Linked DNA regions of Homo sapiens: region 1 is linked to region 2. Evidence: read pairs that join two places in POLR2A ChIA-PET (ENCODE). Cell type or tissue: PC-9. All regions are shown on one strand. Each heading gives the region's core, and the rest is flanking DNA. Links, peaks and the distances in the headings are about the cores only.

Evidence for each region. ChIA-PET counts read pairs that join two places held together with the same protein. Peaks named below come from ENCODE experiments on the same cell type or tissue, not always from the same donor. Only the 100,000 strongest peaks of a DNase experiment are listed, where the experiment ranks them.
Region 1: POLR2A ChIA-PET joins it to region 2 with 7 read pairs; 3 of 35 experiments call an interaction of 5 or more read pairs at or near these places.

Annotation. Positions count from the first base shown.
Region 1 is chr11:38,782,223-38,786,632 of GRCh38, reverse strand. No RefSeq gene overlaps it. Among named protein-coding and RNA genes, the nearest start is that of LINC01493, 140 kb to the right of the region's middle. In PC-9, for the core only: no CTCF peak of the experiment used is centred there; no DNase peak of the experiment used is centred there.
Region 2 is chr11:38,335,032-38,339,441 of GRCh38, reverse strand. LOC105376634 (a long non-coding RNA gene) reads left to right here and starts at 2,147. Exons shown (of 3, transcript XR_931202.2): 1 at 2,147-2,605. In PC-9, for the core only: no CTCF peak of the experiment used is centred there; a DNase peak (open chromatin) is centred at 2,141; H3K4me3 peaks cover 2,083 bases; H3K27ac peaks cover 830 bases.

The DNA of each region.
Region 1 (4,410 bases), core at 89-4,088, 450 kb before region 2:
GTGTTTGTCTCCTTTAACCCTTCTTACATTATCCTTCCCTCACTGCTATGCTTCCCAGACTTCTAGTACCCATCAATCTACTCTATATCCCCATGAGTTCATTTTCTTTTAGCTCCCAAATATTAGTGAGAATATGTGAAATTTGTCTTTCTGTAACTGGGTTATTTCACTTAACACAATGTCCTCCAGTTCCATCCATGTCATTACAAATGACAGGATTTCTAATGCTTACATGATAGTCCATTGAAGCTACCAGAAAAAAGCACTGGACATTGGTCTGGGCAAAGTTTTCTTGAGTAGTATCTCAAAAGCACAGGCAACCAAAGCAAGAATGGACAAATGGGATCACATCAAGTTAAAAAGCTTCTGCACAGCAAAGGTAACAATCAACAGTAAAGAGACAACCCACAAAATGGGATAAATATTTGTAAGCTACTCATCTGACAAGGGATTAATAACCAAGATACAAGGACCTCTAACAACTCAATAGAAAATAATCAAATAATCCAATTAAAAATGGGCAAAAGATCAGAATAGACATTTATCAAAAGAAGATATACAAATGGCCAACAGGTATATGAAGAAATGTTCAACATCTCTAATCATCAGATAAATGGAAATCAAAACTACAATGAGATATCATCTCACCCAAGTTAAAATGGCTTTTATCCAAAAGACAGGCACTAACAATTGACAGCAAGGATGTGGAGAAAGAGGAACCCTTCCTTGTACATCGTTGGGGGAAATGTAAATTAGTACAACCACTATGGAGAACAGTATGTACTGCGGGATCTGGCCAGCAGCCCTCAATGCAACGGGGCTCTCTCTTTGTTCCCAGGTGGATCGGCAGGTTGAGAAATAATAGACACACACAAGATAGTGAAAGCTGGGTCCAGGGGGGTCACAAACTTCTGGTCCCACGGTGCCAACAATGCACTGGATATACCAGCATTTATTATTAAGTTTAGTGAGGGCAGGGGTAGGTTAGTGAGGGATTAGAGTCATTTGATTATGAGGTGAGATGGTCACATGGGCATGAAGTAATTTTTTAACATAACATTTGTATGTAGAAGTACAGTACATTTGGATGTAGAAGTACATATACAGAGATAAGAATTTACAATATAGTGTGTGTGTCAGTAATTTCTAACAGAGCCTGAAAACAGAAACACAATTTTTCCATAACCTATGATTAGCAAGATATTAATTGGCAATAACAGTTGCAGCAAAAGCTGGTTACAAACAATCCATAGAAACAGGACATGAAGCTAGACAACCGGTTAGACCAGGAATTCTCAGAAGGGAGTATGCCTTAACCCTAAAGAGGCCTAGAAGAGCCGTGGCAAGGTGAGGGCATTTATAGCCCTATCTTATCCATATGGAAAGGTGCCCCACCATGTGTCTGTTTATAGGCTCTCCACAAGTTCCCAGAGCTATGAACATCTGCTTTTCTGGGATAGGAATCTTGGTGATGTTAAACCTCCCTGACTGCATGTCCATTCATAGGCTCTCTGCAGGGGGAAGCACATCACACGCTGTTGGCTCATTCTGGCAGTCCAACCTGGCCTTGTCTTTACACAATCCTGCATGCAATTTTGTATTTACAATAATCAGGAGCATTTCATCTTTTATTCTATAGCCATAGTTTCAGGGGGTCTCCCTAGAAGTATGGAGGGTCCTCAAAACACTAGAAATAGAATTACCATATGATCCAGTAATCCCACTGCTGGGGATGTATCCAAAATAAAGGAAATCAGTATGTCGAAGAGATCTGCACTTGTATGTTTATTGTAGCACTATTCACAAGAGCCAGGGTGTGGAATCAGCCTCAGTGTCCAACAACGGATGAATGCATAAAGAAAATGTGGTACAAATACACAATAGAAATTTATTTTTAATTGCTAGACTATAACTATTTTGAGGACTAAAGCTATTGTGGAAGAATTTTCATTTTTTCAAAAGATATTTCCCAAATTAGGAGTTTTATTTAAGACACAAGGAAGAAATAGTACACAATTTGCATTTGAGAGGACAGTGGAGGAAGAGTAAATCGCTTTCTGTTTGTATCTCTGCTGTAGTAATAGCAGATGATAGGTAACGATGGCATTTAATGAAGGAAATATCTAAAAATGATGAGCCTAATTGCAGAGGCTTTGTTTTGCTAAGTGAAGTTTGCAAGCCTGAGGTCAAGAAAGTCCTGATTATTTTTAAAGCTAAGTAGGGATTCCACACTACATGCTACAGCTTTTTTATATTTTGTTCTCTTGCGCAATTAAGAATTTTAAGTGTGGCTATCACCAGCCTGCCTGGATCTTGGTTTGGACCCTTCCTTTCCAGGACACTTGCATTCCTTGCTACATGAGTTCATGAAAGATTATTTCTCATATTCATCTTTACACATTGCTTTCTTGTTCAACACTAGATTTTTTTCTAAACTAAAAACTACTGCTTCAGTCTAATTTTATCTACTCTCTGTTAGAATAGTTCTTAATGCATTAGTGATAAAAATTAATTCATTCCTTAATTTATGCTTTCCTTCAACTTATTTATGAAGCACATTTTTTATGCAAAAAGCTATCCTTCATGTTGTATATTCAATAACAGATGAAAGAGATCCAGTCTCTTCTTTTATGTAGCATACAGTCTGTTATATTATATTAAAAGTATTTAGTCCCAACAAAGTTCTTGATGTTGTACCAAGGTATTGCATACATGCAGGTGATGAAAACTAACATTAACCTAACTAACTAGCATGGAATTTAAAATCTAAAGTTGCAGAGAAATAGTGATAGTGGTAGATTAATGGTTGTGATATCAGCTCAAATGTTTTCAGTGTGCCACAATGAAACACAATGAAAACGTAATTTCTGGGAATCCCATGAAGATACTCTATATTGTCAGAAAACTCATCTGAAATTTTCAAATTAAGGCATAAAAGCATGCAGTACATCCTTTTAATGCAAAATGGGAGCAACAGTTACCCAGTGATGATCTAGGGGAATGTACTTAGCTTGTCTCACAGTTTATTATTTATTAATGTCCCAGATTCCATGTTAACTTGAAGACTTTTTGGTCCAGTAGACTTTTTGATCTAGTAAAGATGCAAATAATGTTCCTCTGGTAGACCAGATAACCCTTAAATGTTTATGACCCTGTCATACATAAATCAATATTGTATCTAATCCAGCAATCTTTTTCTAGCGCTGTTTATACATGCTTAGTTCATAATGCCCTCCAAACTGGCCACAATATCTTACTTTTTTCCTCATTAAATAATAAATTAAACAAATCTCTAACTGGCATTTATTTTATATTTGTCTGAGCACCATGATTTTTACCTACTGGAAAATTACACCTAAAAATAACAAGCTTATGGCAAATATATATTATAATATAGCTACATGACTTATAGGTTTTTATTTTAATCAAGGGTGGTTATTAAAATTGTTGTCAATTTGTTATTTATAGTACCTACCAAGATGATATCAAATTGTCTTTTTTAATCTCTTAAATTAGTGAAATATTGCTAATAATTATTTTACTATCAAGCCACCTTTATATTTATGGGATAAATAATACATTTAAAAAGCATTATTTAAAAATAACTCTAGGTTCAAATTGGTAATACTTTATTTAGAAGTTTTTTTGTGTGTATGTTAGTATTTGAGTTCAGTCTCTTCTTATTTTAATTGTAGATGTAATACTCATGTTTATGTTATTATAGAGATTGGTAGGCTTTTTTTTTCCTCCTATATTTTGAAATACTTTAAGCAATGTCTTTTGAAGTTTGATAGAATTTTATTTTGGAAAGATTTTAAATCTGTGATTATATTTTCAATTTATTCAATGAATATTGGCCTACTCAATTTTTCTACCTGATTTTAGGTCACTTTTTAAAATATAGATTATCTTACTAAATTGTCCATTTTATCTAGATGACCACATTTATTGGTAAACAGTTTTATATATAGAGAGAGTATTATTTTATTAACTTAAACAAATTGTGAAAGAAATACTTACACATATACCTGTGTTTCCATCCTGATGGGTGTTCATATGTATGTATTTTTCTATATGAAGGAATAATACTGAGCATATTGTTCTATAACTTGCTAATTTGCAACATGCTGCAATTTATGATATGCTCCCACATCTTTCCATGACACTTCATGTAGATTTCTTTCATTTTATAATAATTAAGATAATTTGCTTTAATGGTGCATAGACCATGTGGAGTAGAAATTCTAGATAAGACAATTATTGTACTATTGATAGACATATGAGTAATTCCAAATATTTTTTAGTAACAAACAATACTAACGTGAATTTAGTTTTGCATATTTTGTGTACAGGTGGTATTATTGTGGAACACATACCAGAAATGCAATTATTGAGTCAAATGTTTTGCAT
Region 2 (4,410 bases), core at 131-4,130:
TTCTGGGGTGCCTGCTTGCCGTGGTATACCAGCAAGTTGTTTAATACATTAACTAAGGAAGGTGCTCATCTTTTACTTACTATTTTTCATTTAGTGTTTCTCTTTATCTTTTAGGATAACTTACCTAACTTCCAACTTTTCTACTGAGTACTTCGTTTCTGTCTTGAATGAGGTGCTTTGTATCCTCTGATGATTCCTTTTATTCTAAAATTATGTTTCCATTTTTTCTGTGTCATACCTTTTCTTATCTCTTTGGCTGAATGTTGAGATTGAAGCAGGAGGATTGTCAGCTGTATGAGGAATGGTATCAATGAAATAAATAGGAAGCAATCTATTAAATGTTATGATCACAATATGAAACTGTTTAGAGATGTAGTGAAGAGTTTAGAGACAATTTGCTGATGAAATCTAAAAAAAATGTGAGAATAACAAAAGTAAAATATTAAATAAGTGGAGACTTAAGCAAATGACATACTCAGAATGTATTATGCAGCTCACTTGTAAATGCTTGCTTTAATAAATATAACACAATACTTAATACATTCTATAATTTTAAAAATTACTGAATTTTGTAACAAAATATTAATGTGTAATATTAGCATATGGGAATGATTGAGGGTATAGATATAAATATGAAAGTATTAATAGAAGAACTAAATTATAAAAAGTTAGTAAAGTAAAAAATATAATTTTTTAAAATCAATAAATATATTTTAAGTATCATATTTGAAATAAAATTATCAATATCAGAAAATAATACTTAAAACATTTTTTAATTATTGAGAGAGAATGTCTTCATAAATCAGAGAACTGGAAAGGAAGGAGAGGTGCTTGAAGTTTTGTCAAAAGACTTGCAGTGCTAGATGAATAGTAATAGAACAATTTGTATTATTTTATAGCAATTGACTTTTTCTTCAATGTTCCAGGATACATGTGCAGGATGTGCAGGATTGTTACATAAGTAAACATGTGCCATGGTGGTTTGCTGCATCTATCAACCCATCATCTAGGTATTAAGACCGGCATGCATTAGGTCTTTTCCCCAGTGTTCTTCCCCACCCTGCCCTCCCCAACAGGCCCCAGTGTGTGTTGTTCCCCTCCCTGTGTCCATGTGTTCTCATCCTTCAGCTTCTAAGTGAAAGCATGTGGTATCTGCTTTTCTGTTCCTGCATTAGTTTGCTGAGAATAATGGCTTCCAGCTTCGCCCATGTCCCTGCAAGGGACGTGATCTCATTCCTTTTTATGGCTGCATAGTATTCCATGGTGTATATATACCACATTTTCTTTATACAGTTTACCATTGACGGGCATTTGGGTTGATTTCATGTCTTTGCTATTGTGAATAGTGCTGCAGTGAACATATGTGTGCAAGTAGCTTTGTAATAGAACGATTTATATTCCTTTGGGTATATACCCAGTAATGAGATTGCTGAAAAATTGACTTTTAATTAAAAGTAGGCATCTATTGTCTCTTTCAGACAATATTATTGTCTAAGATTTTACATTTTAGTCCAAAATATTAATTTTATAGTAAACTAAGTTATTTTGGAGGTATACAGGTTTTTAAGGTTTATACGTCTAATTTTTGGAATCTAATATGTGCATATAATCTATTATGTTCTAGTAAATAGAAAACTAGAAGATAAGTAAGAAATAAAACTTTTCTCCATGTCCCCTCTTATCTAGCAGGATTGCATATATGCATGTGTGTATGTTGAGTGTGTTTTGTATTAGTGGAATAGGATGAGCATTTAAATGTCTAACCAAATAAAAAATAGAAATGAACAAACTATATCATAAATACACAGCAATTAAAAAATACCTTTAGTGCCTATGAAGGCAAAAACAGTTTTTTGTTTCTTCCTTTGTGCTCTATGCAACTGAAATTTTTTGGTTACTTTTTTCTAATTACATGTCACATGCCTCTCTTGTTATCCTTACAACCACTAATGCCTCCTCAGGTGAGGCAGATACAAGCCATTGAACCAGCTTCTATCCTTCAAGGAATGTATGATATTTGCAAAGAAATTAGTAATATCATGTCATTCAATTTCCCTGTCATTTGTTTATGGCTGAGTTAAAATGTGTACTTCTTGCAGCTTAAGGAAGTGTTTTGGATTCACTGACTTTTTTTTTTTTTTTTTTTTTTTTTTTTTGAGGCGGAGTCTCCCTGTCTCCCAGGCTGGAGTGCAGTGGCGCGATTTCCGCTCACTGCAAGCTCCGCCTCCCGGGTTGACGCCATTCTCCTGCCTCAGCCTCCCGAGTAGCTGTAGCTGGGACTACAGGCGCCCGCCGCCACGCCCGGCTAATTTTTTGTATTTTTAGTGGACACGGGGTTTCACCGTGTTAGCCAGGATGGTCTCTATCTCCTGACCTCGTGACCCGCCCGCCTCGGCCTCCCAAAGTGCTGGGATTACAGGCGTGAGCCACGGCGCCCGGCCTGACATTTCTAATAGTGCATGTATTAAGATGAAGAAGGAGGAGGATTGGAGAACTGAGTAAAGGAAGAGGAGGACGAAGAAAGAAAAAGAAACCGAGGGACCATTTTAAATAAAAGATAAATCAAGAGAAAACTGTCTTACCAGATTGCATTCCCCAAAGTGAGGTTAGTGTTTTATTTGAAAGTCATTTGCTGTGTATTTATAAATTTATTGTGATTCTGGATGCTTGAAGTTCTTCCACAATATCTTTCTTGTCTTCTTTTGGCCACTTCTCCTTCCTCTTGTAACTCCCCTCCTTTGCTCTCTCATTCTCCTCCTCTACATGTCCTCCTTACCATTATTTTTCCCGTTTTCTCTTTGTTTTTCTATCCCCTCCTCTCTTCCTTCCTTTGTAACCCCATGAACATTTCCACCAGTCAATGATGCTTCCAGACATTATAACAGCGAGAGCACCAGGAATTGTTCAGTTTATGTTGAGGCAGCCTGCTAAATTGCAACTCTGTGAGAGAGCTTCTTCCCAGAGAGCTAGTGCGAGACATTATATCCAAATGCTACACACCTGCCATGCTCCTTAGACTAAATGAAGATAATCCTTCCAATGACAGCCTGTTGATAAGTATTCCCAGGTCCAAAATGCAACCCAGATTCTAATTAACCTGATTAAACCTGTTGTGTATGACTCATTTTTTTTCTTCCTTTGATCAAGTTGTCATTATCTATTTGGAAATTCATCTTTTTTCATGTTATTTACTAGCCAGGATTTGTCACAAATAGATAGAAGCAACACAAAGCATCTACTTTTATGTTTCTATAATCTTCCCTGGTGCCATTACTCTTTTTACATGTCAAAAGCAATGACATCCTCAACAAGCTTGAGATCTAAGAGTATAATTATGACTTACCAGTGTCTAAAATTATTTGTGCAGAATGCGTGGAGATGCATGGTGTTCAGACAGCCAGGATTAAAGAGAGCACACTCTGACTAATAAACATATTTTTTATATTTTTTTTCATATGGGTGAGCAGAAAAAGTTGATCTCATGGAGGTAGATAATAGAATTGTAGTTACCAGTGCCTGGGAAGGTTGGAGAGGGGATAAAGAGAGGTTAGTTAATGGGTACAAACATATATTTACAAAGAAAGAATAAGTCATAGCTTTCGATAGCAGAGTAGACTGATTATAGTTAACAATATATTGTATATTTCATAATAGTTAGAAGAAAAGATTTGAAATGTTCCCTTACAAAGAAATGATAGGTATTTGAGACAATACATATCAAAATACTCTGGTTTGATCATTACACATTGTATGCAGCTATCAGAATAACATATGTACCCCATAAATATGTATGATTATGTATTAATTAAAAAATTAAAAAAATAAAAATACAAGTTGTCAAATTGTGTAATTCACTCTTGTAAAATAAATAAAAAGTGAAAATTAAAAGCCAAAACAATAATTCACTCTTAATCTTGGCCATTCTGCAGAGTATGCTCATAGAAGAGATGACCTACACAGAAGTGCAAACACAAAGCCTTGGCCATTTGTGCTGCTTTAAATATTAGTTGCGGAAACTTAGCTGCCATGTTTTTACTGATGTTCAACATGCAAGTCATTTATTATTGCCTTAAGTATTTCAACAACGAAGAGTAGAAAAACTAATACAAGGTGTAGACTTTTGCTTTCACAGTAGCTTCAACCTTGGTGATCAAAACATACTTTTATTGTGTTTTTTTTTTTTGCCTGTTGTTTCTTTTTGACAGGGGATCAGATACACAGAACTCAGTTATCCTTTGGTAATAATGCAGTATCATAATTAAATTTTGCATTTATCTTTTTATTTTTATGTTTAGATTTTCAAATGTTTATGTATTAAATATATATTCACATAATTATTTTAAATATTATAATGAGTAGTGTTGAAATTATTATTCCTCAAACTAACCCATTATAAATAACTTGCATCTA